Regions from separate parts of the Homo sapiens genome. Here all the other regions are linked to region 2. The links are chromatin contacts, found by Hi-C or POLR2A ChIA-PET in ENCODE. All regions are on one chromosome and are shown on one strand. Each heading gives the region's core, a stretch centred on a gene start or an enhancer-like site at or near the end of the contact. The rest is flanking DNA. Distances are from core to core; before and after follow the strand shown.

Evidence for each region. A loop is a pair of places that touch in the nucleus more often than their neighbours do. ChIA-PET counts read pairs that join two places held with the same protein, here RNA polymerase II (POLR2A). Pooled maps may share reads with other maps.
Region 1: a loop to region 2 is called in a map with no recorded cell type, with 5 times the contacts of the local background. The contact joins the promoter of CFAP52 here to the enhancer-like site in region 2. A Hi-C loop is called at or near these places in 1 of 37 single-sample maps with no recorded cell type and 8 of 50 pooled maps. POLR2A ChIA-PET finds 5 or more read pairs at or near these places in 1 of 52 experiments (HepG2).
Region 3: a loop to region 2 is called in a map with no recorded cell type, with 19 times the contacts of the local background. The contact joins two enhancer-like sites. A Hi-C loop is called at or near these places in 5 of 37 single-sample maps with no recorded cell type and 4 of 50 pooled maps. POLR2A ChIA-PET finds 5 or more read pairs at or near these places in 1 of 52 experiments (HEK293T).

What each region holds. Positions count from the first base shown.
Region 1 is chr17:9,575,132-9,579,575 of GRCh38, reverse strand. It overlaps CFAP52 (cilia and flagella associated protein 52), which reads right to left and starts at 2,934. Exons shown (of 14, transcript NM_145054.5): 1 at 2,811-2,934. The coding sequence starts at 2,880. STX8 (syntaxin 8) reads left to right here and starts at 3,756. Exons shown (of 8, transcript NM_004853.3): 1 at 3,756-3,784. The coding sequence starts at 3,768. RefSeq lists enhancers at 2,672-2,801, 3,594-3,773.
Region 2 is chr17:9,289,304-9,293,729 of GRCh38, reverse strand. All of the region lies in intron 7 of STX8 (syntaxin 8), which reads left to right. Among named protein-coding and RNA genes, the nearest start is that of NTN1, 270 kb to the right of the region's middle. RefSeq lists an enhancer at 3,366-3,475. Within about 2 kb of position 1,394, at least 10 of the 41 ENCODE cell types and tissues checked have a DNase peak (open chromatin) inside an H3K27ac peak, as active enhancers do.
Region 3 is chr17:8,855,633-8,860,486 of GRCh38, reverse strand. All of the region lies in intron 1 of PIK3R6 (phosphoinositide-3-kinase regulatory subunit 6), which reads left to right. Among named protein-coding and RNA genes, the nearest start is that of PIK3R6, 9.6 kb to the left of the region's middle. RefSeq lists an enhancer at 788-1,047. Within about 2 kb of position 1,771, at least 8 of the 41 ENCODE cell types and tissues checked have a DNase peak (open chromatin) inside an H3K27ac peak, as active enhancers do.

The DNA of each region.
Region 1 (4,444 bases), core at 1,685-4,184, 280 kb before region 2:
TTCAAGTTGAATAATGTAACACTATAGTGAGTTTCAGTGTTGCAGTGAAAAAAGGGGCCTTGCTTTTGTTTCTAATTTGTTTCCATCTGAAATCTAAACTCAATCACTTGGCATTTAAGGCCTCTGAAATCTAATTCCAGCTTCTCTTTCCTGTGTTATCCTGCCAGTCCCTGATACTGAAGCCACCCCAAGCTATTTGCCGTTCTGCAACCAGGCCCTGCACTCTCCACTTTTCCTCCTCTGCCCCCCGCTATTGCTGTAACCCGAAATATTCTGCCTTCAATCTTTACCCGCTGACTCCTAGTCAAAATCTTCTCTCCCGAGCCTTATGAAAGTTCTGTCTTTTCTCTCTCTCCCTCTTTTTTTTAGAGCTAGTATAGTTTTTTAAAATAAACATTTTTCAGTGAAGACAAAATACAGAAAACTCAATCACTTTTGTAAACTAAAAATAAAATCATAAGCTCCCCAATCCCCACGCTGCCCCACCCCAGCCACTGACTGAACAGATCCCCTTTTGGACAAAGGGACCCCCAAAACACCTTAAAGCAGAGTTCCCAGCCTTGACGGAATGGGAGGTCAGACATGCCTCATTATACCCCCTCTCTTTTGTGGTTTAGACACAACTGATCAGCATTAATGTTAAAATAGAGATCATAAGATTGACAGACTGTGTGGCAATAAGATATCAAATTATAAACAGGACCTAAGGCCATGCACCCCTCCACCCTGTGGCTGGGTGTGGTGGCTCAAGCCTGTAATCCCAGCACTTTGGGAGGCCAAGGCGGGTGGATCACCTGAGGTCAGGAATTGGAGACTAGTCTGGCCAACTTGGTGAAACCCCGTCTCTACTAAGAATACAAAAATTAGCCAGGCGTGGTGGTGGGTGCTTATAATCCCAGCTACTCTGGAGGCTGAGGCAGGAGAATAGCTTGAATCCAGGAGGTGGAGGTTGCAGTGAGCCGAGATTGTGCCATTACACAACAGAGCGAGACTCCACCGTCTCAAAATAAATAAATAAAATAAACTATACACTGCCACAAGGTTTTTCTTTTTCTCTGGCAGCTAAACAAGCACTTATCTTGAGATAAGCAATATGAAAACAACTGCAACCTGTCCAGTTCATAGGCACTTACTAACTGAAGCCCTGTTCAACCCGCCATAAGAACAATTTTGATTGGACAACAGAGTGATTTCAGTAATGTTCTCCTGGCAAGAAGACCACTCACCACGGACTACCTCTGGCCAGTTTACTGAGGCTTCCCACTTAACGTGCCGTCATGTCCTGAAAAGGCCTTTTGACATATAGGACCTAATTGTAATACATTTAAATGTTAGGTCTCCATCCCAAGGTGAATATGAGTGATATATTACATCAATGTTTGTTCAATACACATGTGTTGGGACCACCTTCATGAGTATTCATAGCTCCTCCTATAACCTGTTGAATATGTATGTTTGTTTGTTTATTTATTTATTTATTTTTTGAGACGGAGTCTCGCTCTGTCCCCCAGGCTGGAGTGCAGTGGCGTGACCTTGGCTCACTGCAACCTCTGCCTCCCAAGTTCAAGTGATTCTCCTCCCTCAGCCTCTCAAGTAGCTGGGATTACAGGCACCTACCACCACGCCCGGATAATTTTTGTATTTTTAGTATAGATGGGATTTCACCATGTTGGACAGGATGGTCTCGAACTCCTGACCTCAGGTGATCTACCTGCCTTGGCCTCCCAAAGCGCTGGGATTACAGGCATGAGCCACTGCCCCCGGCCTCAGTTGCAGAGTTCTATGTGTGTGGTTCTACATTGGCTCAACAAGTGACATTATGCAACCCACTGTAGGCTGCTCAATTGTTTCTCAATGATCTTGTAACCAACTCTCAAGATATCTGATATCCGAAATGTATAAAGCACTCACTTTCTATTGGAGACTGTTAAAGTTAAACCAAGAGTCAAGAGCTAAGTCCTAGAGTATGCTTAAAACTTTAGACAGTGATTGTTCTGCATCCACATTCTTAAAGCTTTCAGGCATCACAACACACATTTTTGAAAAGTTTTGCTTCTCCTAAAATCTAATTCATTGTTTTCTCATCCCTCAAAAAACCAAAACCCCTCAAAACGAACAATAAAACCCCACAGCTTTTTCTTCCCAGAATCTTCAAAACAATAGGCAGTCACAAATAAGATTTCAGCGGAGCGGCCCAGTCCCTTTTTCTCTCCGCTTTAGCTCCCCCTGGCGTCCCCTTCCCCTTCTGTCCTGGTCTGAAATCCTCATCATTTAGAAACCTTCCTTAGGATTAGAGGACCAACAACATCCCCTCAGGGGGTTGCTCAAACACACGTTCCCTCCCAGCCCTTTCTCACTGGTACGCCAGTTGGGATTTTAGCAGATTTCCTAGCTGGTCCCAGGGGCCGACACAGACAGCATCCTTCTGTGTGGTTACGAAGGAGCCTAGGGCTTTGCGAGCGGCGTGGGGTTCAGAGCCAGGAAGGGCTGACCTAGTGGGAGAAGGGTTACAACCACCCGTACTCATCCGGCCCGCCTGGGGAAGAGGCATTTGGTCCCTTTTAGGTGCTGGCGCTTGTCCGAGCTGGTAAAAACCATCTCACTCCCTGAGGCTTGGATCGAGGAAGTGACTCTCCAAGGCCTTGGGGCAGGTCAGGCTGTGCGGGTCCTCCTGTGCGTGTCCCTGGCCAGGGCTCCTGCCGTTGTCCCACACTGCCTTTCAGGTGTCCCCGGTGTCTCACTATTCCTGTTTGCACTACACGTCCTCCGAATTCCTAAACCAGCCAGCCCAAAGATGCTGGAGGCCTCACCATTGAAGCCGATCACGGCGTCAAGTTCCAGCTCCGCCACTTGGGCCTCCGGCGAAATTTTGTTATCCATCCTTGGGAGGTTCTGATTACTTTGCTCTCCTCCCTAGTGGCTGCAGCGTCTTCTGGTCGTTATGGTAACGGACGAGCGCATGCGCTCCAGCTCCACGCCCGCGCAGAAACCCAGCCTGCCGAGTTCGAGTTCATTAGCATTCTTGGAAATGAAGGGGTATGGGGACTGGAAGAGAGATGGGGTGGGACTCCTCTTCTTTTTTTTTGTGCTATTTCTCTGGAAATTTAGGGGATGGCACTAACTGCGCAGAACTAATTCCTCCATCCCCTTGTGTAGAGTCTGTGACTTCTTAGTAACTCTAAAATCAAGCACCGAATGAATGGCATTTAAAAAATATGTAATCAGGCGTACAGGACTGATAGGAAGGCTGCTATAAAAAATATATATAATTGATACTTCTTTGGGCCCCTGTTTGGAGCAGTGTGAAAAAAATTTTAAAGATTTTTTAAAAAGCGTTGAGGTATAATTTACATATCATAAAGTTAACTTAAAGTAGGTTGTAGTGAGTTTACGCAGCGTGCAAGTCTCACCGCAATCTAGTGTTTTGTTTATTGTTTTGTTTTTGAAGCAGGATAAATTTTTAAGTAACTGCTACAGAGAGGTCTTGCAGCGCTCCCACCTTCCTGGGAAAATGCTTTGTTTCTATTTAACAATTTTAACTGAGCTTAGCAGTTCGCGTCTCTTGGTGGGAGTAGATTGCTCCAGTGTACTGTCCGCAGGGGAGCGCTTTGCTTTCTCTGATTATAGTTCTGAGGCCCTAGCTACTCACTTTGCAAACTCCAGGCTCCGGTCGCGCACGGGACGAACTGCGGGGAGTGAGCCGCGCGGGCCGCCGTAGTCAGCTGCTAAGAGCAGGAAGAGTCCGAGCGGCGGGCGGAGTCTGCAGGATGGCACCGGACCCCTGGTGAGTCCCGGGTGAGGGCGGCGGTGCGTGGAGGGACCTTCGGGGAGGCCGGGCTTCCGGAGAGCAGGCAATCACTTCGCATTGCCGCTGGTGGCCTTTCGGGATGAGGGGAGGGGCAGCGAGACCTTTCCTTTACTGAGGGGGCTCAGCCACATCCCGCCACACTTGGTCCTTGCAAGGGTGGCCCGGGAAGGAGACCAGGTGGTCCGCTGGAGAGCTGAGGACTTACGCCAAATCTCTGAATATTCCTTTAGCTTTTCTGGGCTGCATCTCGTTGCGGGGATTTCCCGCCCATCCTGGTTTTGGAGCTAGCTGGCTGGTGCAGGCTTCCCTGGACTCCTATAAAAGTGAAGTCGAAATAACGTTTTTGTAGCATGTCAGTCCATCCCGGTAAACCCCCTTATTTCACAGGTGGAGAAACCGAGGTTCAGAATCCATGGCCACCAGCCAGTTAGTAACCAGCTGGGGCTAAGACCTAGATCTTGGGGGCCCTTCCAGATACAGGAACCTGGGAGGGAAATTGTGCACTTGTTTATAAGGCATTTTGCACTTTCTTGAGTTAATATCATGAAGTCTTTTCCTTTAGCAGTAGCTTCTGCAGTAAAACAATAGCTGATAAGGGTGATTTATTTAGCAGTTAATCCCAAGGACTGCATGATG
Region 2 (4,426 bases), core at 145-2,644:
GACATCTGGGGTTACTGCAAAGCTTAAAATGGATAACATATATGTCACGGTTCTTTGCAAAGTACAAAGTGTCGTATTCACTTCAAAATTAATGACAGTATTCTATTTTTATGGTAACATTTTCTGGGTAGACCGCCGGACCTTCTTACACCTCCTATCTCACTGTCATCACTTATCCAAGGACCTTAATCAGGTCTTTGAGAATTCTTCATAGCTACCTCATGCCCAAGTTATAATGTTCTCATTAAAAAAAAAAAAAGTCTCTAAAATTCCACATCTTCTGTGAGGTCCTCATAAGCTGATTACAGGTAGGGGATGACTTCCCCAGGAAGCCGTGTAAGGCAGTGGCTGCAGACACTGTTTTGAGGGGTCTACAATCTGACTTTCTGGATTGGAATCCAGCTCCATTGGTTACCAGCTGTGAGACCTCGAGCATCCCTTAGATACTCCTAGAATACTGCCTAGAAACTAGAAGTATTCATGGGATCTACCCAACATTGGGAGATTTGTGAGGGTGAAATGAATTATAGCATGTGTATTCTTCAGAACAATGCTTGGCACTTTGTAAATGCTCTCACTATTCATTATTATTTTTCTTTATCTACCTAGGAGACATGGAGGTCCCTGGCTGCTGTGTCCCAGTGGTTATTTAGTGATTGTACCCAATTCAATAATATTGGTGAAATGAATTTAAATTTGCTTAACCAACCAGTATCCATGATGATACCGGATATTCATGTTTTGTTCTATTTTCTGTCAGGTTACTTTAATCTGTCTTGAAAATAATCTTCCTAGAGTTGCTTGCTGGTTGGGTGTAAGGCCTTGTGTTTGGAGAGAAGATGGGGGGCATGAGAGCTGAATAGCTAGTGGCATCTGAGGACTTGGGGCATGGGAACTGCAGAGCACATTCTTAGAAACAGCCAGAGAGCATTCAGCGAGGGGAAGACTTGTTGGCTCAAGAGGAAATTCTGCTGCTTCCAAACCAGCTTGGTGAAGCAAGATGATTCTGCAAGCCCTAGTAAGCCAGGGCCAGGACTGTGAGCTGTGCTGCTGAAGGGGTTCAATGCCAAAGTAAAGAAAGGGGATTCTTTTTAGTTGGAGGTGAGAGGAGGAAACTCCTTCCTGTAGGCCTCAGAATAAAGCATGCTCGAGATTAGCCATTAGCAGGTAGCTGGAGAAATATGAGTGCCTCCTCTTTATTTTGTCTGCTGTAAAGTTATCTTTCTGAAGTCTGTGTTGTGTTATGAAAGAGACAAGTTTAATAAACAGATTCTATTTTTGTTCAAGCTGTGGCTTAGAAAAGCACCATAAATCTCTGAACTGGGAACCCACTGGGCTCTGTATGCCTGTCACTCTCCCTTCCACCACACGGTGGTGACACACCTAAGCTGCAGGTCTCCCACGCCAGTGAATGCTGAAGCCCCACGGACAGGCCCCACGGTGGAGACCGTGACACTGACTTCCAGGATGCCTTTGCTCTACCCTTATATCGTTCATATGTTTAGTACCCATTTATTTGTCTGAGGTTCTTCTTTGTGTAAAGGAATTGCCCTGTGGGCAGGGACTCCGTCCATCCACCTCTGGGCCAGTCCTGTACCTCCTGGATTCCCAGTGCCTCTGCCCCAGCTCCAGCAGCTTCTTCCTTAGCTCTAGTCCTGGTCTGGTTAGCTGGCAGCACCCCATCCAACACTCAGGAACACATCAACACAGGAGAAAATCCCACTTCTCCTTAGTTCAACTAAGGCAAGGCGGGAGGATTTGAAAGAGAACTTTTCCTTGGAAACAACACCAAAATATACACAAAAGCATAAATAAATGAATACGTTCACAGAGTTTAGCCTGCAGAACCAGACTTAAGATAAAACAGCAAGCAATAAAGACTGGCTAGCGGAGCCTTTGGACTGTTCAAAGCCCAGTTTCTTCCCCAACCTCAATCTCTAGGAATCTTGTAGGGCAGTTTAGCAAAGATAGCTCAAATCCTATCCCAAGATAGATTTTATTTATAATTTGTGACCTATGTATTCCAAAGAGGACATGGGTAGTTTACAATAAAAGATGTATGTATATATAAAATCTCAAAGCTGTTAAAGAATAGAAAATGTTTACATGTAGAAGAGAACGTAAATAAAATATGTCCAATTCCTAAACTAATACCATATTTGAGCATTAAATTTAGCACTGAGGATAGAATCTTGGAAAACCAACACAGAAAGGGAAATATGATGTGTACCACAATGGAAGTATTTAATAGGAAAGGAAAGAAACATACTTTTTTTTTTTTTTTTTTTGAGACCGAGTCTCACTCCCATCGCCCATGCTGGAGTGCAGTGGCGTGATCATGGCTCACTGCAGCTTCAAATTCCCAGGCTTAGGTGATCCTCCCTCCCTCCTGAGTAGCTGGGACTACAGGTACCCACCACCACACCCAGCTAATGTTTTGTGTTTTTAGTGGACACGAGGTTTCACCATGTTGCCCAGGTTAGTCGTGAACTCCTCGGCTCGGGTGACTTTTCGGCTTCGGCCTCCCAAAGTGCTGGGAGGTGTGAGCCACTGCGCCCAGCCAAAACATACTTTTTAAGAAAGGCAAGCTTTTTCCTGATACTGAATATTTAATCTCAGTAATTGAAGCATATAATTCTACAGTGATTTTATACAACACACACAAACTCTATTTGGTTGACAGTAATATTTGTTCGGGTTGATTCTACTTCTGGATCCTCATTTCTTCCTAGAACTTGTTCCATGTTCACCATGGCTATGCAACATTCCCTTTTTGAAGCTGACCTTAGGTAGTGCGGAAACCCCCAAAGGGTTGTCTTTTTCAGCAGAGGACATTAGACAAGAATGAGCCTCCCAGGGGACAGGGTTACTGCACCCTAATAAGAAGCATGTACGTCCTGGACTGGGTGGCAATGTGTGCCTTTCCCCTTTTCCAAACAGGAGCTTTTGGTAGCATCCTCAGGGCATTTGTCTACAGGTATATATCGGATATATTGGAAATAACTAAATTACTTGGTCATAATATGGAGAACTATTTATGAACTGGGTTGAGAAGATGACCATTAACCAGAGATCTGGGACTTGTACCACAGAGGCCCCTCCTTCCCTCGCTATACTGTAGCAAGATGTGATTTGAGATTTTTCTCCCGTTGGGAAGGAAGTGAATGCAGTTTTGGTTGTGCTTGGGATAATTATATTTTGATAAATGTATCAAATTTGCTTGAAATTGTATATACCTGTGTGTGTGTTTGTGCGTATACGCGCACACGTGCTTGCTGAGCAGCCAAGAGGAGAGTGTAATGAATGTGTGTTCTCTTCTGTCTCTAACACCCAATACCTGCGTGTTCCATGGCGTTCAGATGCAGGTGGCACTCACCCCCATCCTGCCCTACACCTGCCCTCAATCCACACACAGTGGCATGCATTTGACATAGACTTTCACCTGGTGATGAGTCAAAATAATGGCATAATTTAAAAAGACAAATAGTGCAGGGTGTATTTCAAAAGAGAAAACAGAAAGCAAGAGTCACCTGTTTCACCTTCCTTCCCCTACACCCCACTCTCCAAAGGAAGGTACTTTCAACTCTTTCACACTCTCTTCTTGGTTTTGCTTTCTTATTTCTAAATAATGTACTTGTACTGACATGACTCGATTTGCTTGCAATTCTAGAAGCTGTCTCTTAACTTCCTCCTGTGGGAAATGATTAGTTCTTTCATTGTCCGCCCACACACATGCTCAGGCACTCACACTTCTTTCTCTGTGCTACCAACAGAGTTAAACTACAATTGTTAGTTATCACTCATTGTTTTCATTTTGACCATATCAATATCATTAACAGAGCTACGTAGTTTATTGTAATTAGATCTCCTTTCTCATGCAATATTTTGTGTTTTTTTGGAACTTATTGTCATTTTTCCCTTTGTGTGTTTTGTTTTGTTTTTGTTTTTTTGAGACGGAGTCTTGCTCTGTCACCCAGGCTGGACTGCAGTGGCGCGATCCCGACTCACTGCAAGCTCCACCTCCCGGGTTCATGCCATTCTCCTGCCTCAGCCTCCCGAGTAGCTGGGACTACAGGCGCCCGCCACCACACCCAGCTGATTTTTTGTTTTTTTTTTTAGTAGAGATGGGGTTTCACCATGTTAGCCAGGATGGATTTTCCCCTTTGTCTATTATAATTCTTGCCCTAAATTACTACCAAACTAAAAAAAAAAAAAATTTGTGGGTATCGTCAGATGCACATCAAATAATCTGTCTTTTTTATATTTTCCTTGGGGTCAGCTCTCCTGGAGTCCTCGTCCTTCTAAACCAGTCCAAACTGGTAGCTGTCTAGGACAGCACTCCTCTGCTAGGCCTTCTTAATATCTTCTTGAGACTTTCCATCAACTCTTTCTTCTTTTGGAGCCCTTCATTCCTGGAACTCATTTT
Region 3 (4,854 bases), core at 522-3,021, 430 kb after region 2:
GTGGGTAGGGGTTTACTGGGTGGGGAAGGGGGCTGGGGCTGGGGCTGGGGATGGGGATGGATTCGGGATGAAACTGCTCCACCTCAGATCATCAGGTATTAGATTCTCTTAAGAAACGGGCAGCCTGGATCCCTTGCATGCGCAGTTCACAATAGGGTTCGAGCTTCTATGAGAATCTTATGCCCACACCGCCCCCCGCCCCAGGAGGCGGAGCTCAGGCGGTCCTGGTGGCTCACCAGCCACTCACCTGCTGCTGTGTCCCTAGTTCCTAACGGCCCACGGATCAGTGCCCATCCGCAGCCTGGGGTTTGGGGACCCTTGGGCCAGAGGATAGCTAAGAAGGAGTCTGGCTTTTCACTGCATAGCTATCTGTGCCTTTCAGATTTTTACCATACGCATGGTTTTTTATGTGAAAAGTGAATTTTAAAAATATACTAGACAGAGCAAAGTCTCTGAGAGTCTCTTACATGAGTCTGCGAAATGGTTAGTCTTCTTAAGCATTGTATTAGTCAGGCCACTCCAGAGGAACACAACAAATAGGATAGAGAGAGAGACTGGGAGGTGGGTGGGGAGTGGGTAGAGAACAAAAGGATGTATTAGCAGGGATTGGCTCCTGTGATTGTGGAGGCTGAGAAGTCTGTAATCCGTGGTCTGTAAACTAGAGGCCCAGGAAAGTCAGTGGTGTAATTCCAGTCTGAGTCCAAAGGCCTGAGAACCAGGGAAGATGACGGCGTCAGTCTCAGTCCAAGTCCGAAGGCTGGAGAACCAAGAGCGCTGATTTTGTCCAAGGGCAGGATGGATGTCCCAGCTGAAGCACAGAGAGCACATCTGCCCTTCCTCCTCCCTCTTCTCCTATTCAGGCCCTCAGCAGATCACGTGATGCCCACCCACATGGCTGAGGGCAGATCTTGACTCACTCCCTGCATTCAGATGCTCATCTTTCCTGGAAATAGCCTCATGGACACCTCCAGAAATAATGCTTCACCAGCCATCTGGGCCTCCCTTGGCCTGGTCAAGTTGACACATAAACCATCACAAGCATGCTGCGTGCATGGGGCGGTGAGACAGTTTCAGTGTGCTAATGGTGGGCCATAGGTGTGTGACGTCTGTTCCAGGGGTCTTGGGCAAGTACAGCCACCCTGCGGTCATTATGAGGTGACAGACTGGTAGACCACGCACCCCAGGGGGCAAGGACTATGTCTCATTCATTCATCTCTAACCTCTCAGGTCTTGTGCAATTTCTGCCCCATGGATTATGTTCTGAAGAGGCTCTTTGATTTACTCACCAACCTCAGCCACCCAAAACACTGCCAGGAACTCAGAAGACAGCCAGAGGGCCCTCTGAGCAAATAGAAGTTGCAAGTCCATGGATGGAAGTTTGATGCTCTTTTCATTGATCAGTTCTCAGGCTTTGTTTCTTCATTTTACATACAAGACAATTGCATGTGCTTATTCCGGCTTCCCAGCCTTCAGCAAACTGGCAGTTGGGTGGAGGAGCAGACACAGCCCAGGCAGGGCTGCAGCCAACACAGAAGGCACTTTGTTCAAATCAGAAAGAGGCACCCCTCTGAGTAGACAAATTACAGCAAGTTCCTCTTTGGATGGATGAATTGCAAAACCTCACCCTCCCTGCCTGAGTAAATTACAAAAAGGCCAGCAGAGCGGTGGGCTGGACTGCAGCCTCCACTCACCCACTAAGTGCAGAACACAGCTGGTGCTGCTGAAATGAGGAATCATACATGAGAAGTCAAACAGTAACAGCCACTCAATGTAGGATAGGGCTACCCTCGCCTACTGATAGCTCCTGCCATCGCCACCGTTTTATGGCACGGTGCATACAATGAGCTTCCATTGAGACTCATTGAGAAAACAGCCAGGCGCCTGGCTCACGCCTCTAATCCCAGCACTCTGGGAGGCCGAGGTGGGTGGATCACCTGAGGTCAGGAGTTCGAGACCAGCCTGGCTAACATGGCGAAACCCTGTCTCTACTAAAAATACAAAAATTAGCCAGGGGTGGCGGCGGGTGCCTGTAATTCCTAGCCTCAGGGAGGCTAAGGCAAGAGAATCGTTTGAACCCAGGAGGCGGAGGTTGCAGTGAGCCGAGATCGCGTCACTGCACTCCAGCCTGGGCGACAAGAGCAAAACTGTCTCAAAAAAAAAAAAAAAAAAAAAAAAAGATTAATTGAGAAAACATTCAGAGGCATGGTTTGGTGCTTGAAAGGGCAAGCTTTATTTCCTAAAAAATTCTTCTCATTCCTGAAACGAAGACACATTTGATGTTGATGCATTTTAAGAATGAGCTGCTTCTATTTCCATTTCCTGTCTACGTGCAAGCTCATCCCCTGGGGGCTCTTCCCCCACACTGGTGTGGTCAGCAGCCCCAAAGGACAGGAAATCGACCACAAAGGTCTCCTGTGGGAGGAGCAAGGAAGCAGCACCTGCACAAATATATAGAAACGCTGAATAAATGTTTGATGAGTGAATGCGTGAGTGAATGAAGGAATGAGCAAATGAATAGGGAGGCTTTCTGACAGTTACTGGTAAAGTTTCTTAGAATTTTACTTTCCCTTTTTTTTTTTTTTTTTTGAGACAGAGTTTCACTCTTGTTGCCCAGGCTGGTGTGCAGTGGCACGATTGCAGCTCACTGCAACCTCTGCCTCCCGGATTCAAGCGATTCTCCTGCCTCAGCCTCCCAAGTAGCTGGGATTACTGGCACCTGCCGCCACACCCAGCTAATTTTTTGTATTTTTAGTAGAGACGGGGTTTCACCATGTTAGCTAGGATGGTCTCGATCCCTGATCTTGTGATCCGCCTGCCTCAGCCTCCCAAAGGGGAATTTTACTTTCAATTAAAAATCAGCCCAGAAGCACTCTCCATTTGCCACAAAAATTCCTGGTATCTTACACTTCTCTTTTAGTCTTTATCTGTGAGATTTCTTTTCTTTCGAGGCTGCCCCGTGTTCATTATTAACCCAGGCCGCCCCAGACAGAAGTTTGTGTTCATTTTATTTCACAAAGACAGAGGGGGGTTCTGTGAGGTTTACAGAGGGGAAAGGAAGGCATGCGGACGTCAGGGGAAGTGGCCATGACCCCACGCCCCAGGTTGAGATCTGGGCTCTAGCCCTGGTTCTATCCTTCATGGCCACGTGGCTTTTGGCAATATTCTTCACTTTCATTCATTCATCAAATATTTATCTAAAATAGGTATTCATTGTCCACTGAGTGGCTGCTGCCCTAGATGCTGGACATGCTGCAGTGAAGGAGACACGCCCCATCCCAGTATTTGCCGAGTTCGCATTCTAATGACTAGCCAAGAAAACTAAGCCTGACAGGAAAAATTTCCATACTGATAAATGCTATGAATAAAATCAGAGTGTGCTAGAGTGTGACAGGGAGGGCTATTTTGGACAGGATGTTCAGGAAAGGCCTCTGAGGCAGTGACATTGACAACAAGACCTGAATGTCGAGGGGGAGCCAGCTGTGGGGAAAGCTGGGGGAAGGGTGCTCCAGGCAGGGGTGTGCAAAGGTTACGTTAAACCCACAGCACAACGTTCTTAAATTGACTGGCGGGCTCCCAGATGTTCATGTAATTACTATGTCCCTGAACATAATATATTAGCTCTCTTCTTTTGTGTGTGCCATCTGTTACACAGTAAAAAATAAGGTCAAATATACTTAAGATTAAGAAATCAGAAAATGTAGAAATGTATTAAAAATTACCTGTGACCCCACTGTTTATGGGTAAGTAATATCACTTTTTTTGTAGTTTAGTGTGTATCATTAAAAGGTAAGAGACTGACACACACACAAGTACAGGTGAAACTGGGGAAATCGGAATAAAATGTATCGACATCAACATCCTGGGGTTTTTTGTTTGTTTGTTTTTGAGATGGAGTTTCACTCTTTCACCCAGGCTGGAGTGCAGTGGTAAGACCTCAGCTCACTGCAAACTCCATCTCCTGGGTTCAAGCGATTCTCCTGCTTCAGCCTCCCGGGTAGCTGGGATTACAGGCACCTGCCACCATGCCTGGCTAATTTTTGTATTTTTATTAGAGACGTGGTTCCACCATTTTGGCCAGCCTGGTCTCGAACTCCTGACCTCAAGTGATCCACCTGCCTCACCATCCCAAAGTGTTGGGATTATAGGCGTGAGCCACCACGCCTGACCAATATCTTGATTTTGATACAGTAACATTGTTTGCAAGATGTTATCACTGGGGGGAAACTGGGTAAAGGGTACCCAGAAACTCTGTGCTATTTCTTGCCACTGCATGGGAATTTACAGTTATCTCAGAATTAAAAGTTTGACTAAAAAAGAGATAAAGACTCCTTTATCTGACACTGACCTATTTTCTGACCCTGTAGTTTTTATTTTCGTTTCTAGAATGTCATATAAATGGAACCATACGGCATGCAGGATTTAGCGCCTGGCTGCCTTTACTCAGCATGTCTCTGAGATTCACGCGTGTCGTTGCACGTAGTTCTCTTTTTAATGCCGAGGATTCTGCTGTGTGGGTGTATCACAGTTTGCTCATTCACGTACCCACTGAAGGCATTTGTGTTGTTTCCAGTTTGGGGCCATTCTGAATAGAGCTGCTATATATATCCATGAGCAGGTGTTTGTGTGAACATAAGTTTTTATTTCTCTGGAGGAAAAAGCTAGGGATTACGGGATCATACAGTAAGTGACGCATAACTTTATGAGAAATTGTCAAACTGTTTTCCAGAACGGCTGTGCCATTTTGCATTCTCACCAGTAACGTATGAGAATTCCAATTCCTCCTGACGGGTTGATGGGTGCAGCAAACCACCATGGCACGTGTATACCAATGTAACAAACCTGCACGTTCTGCAC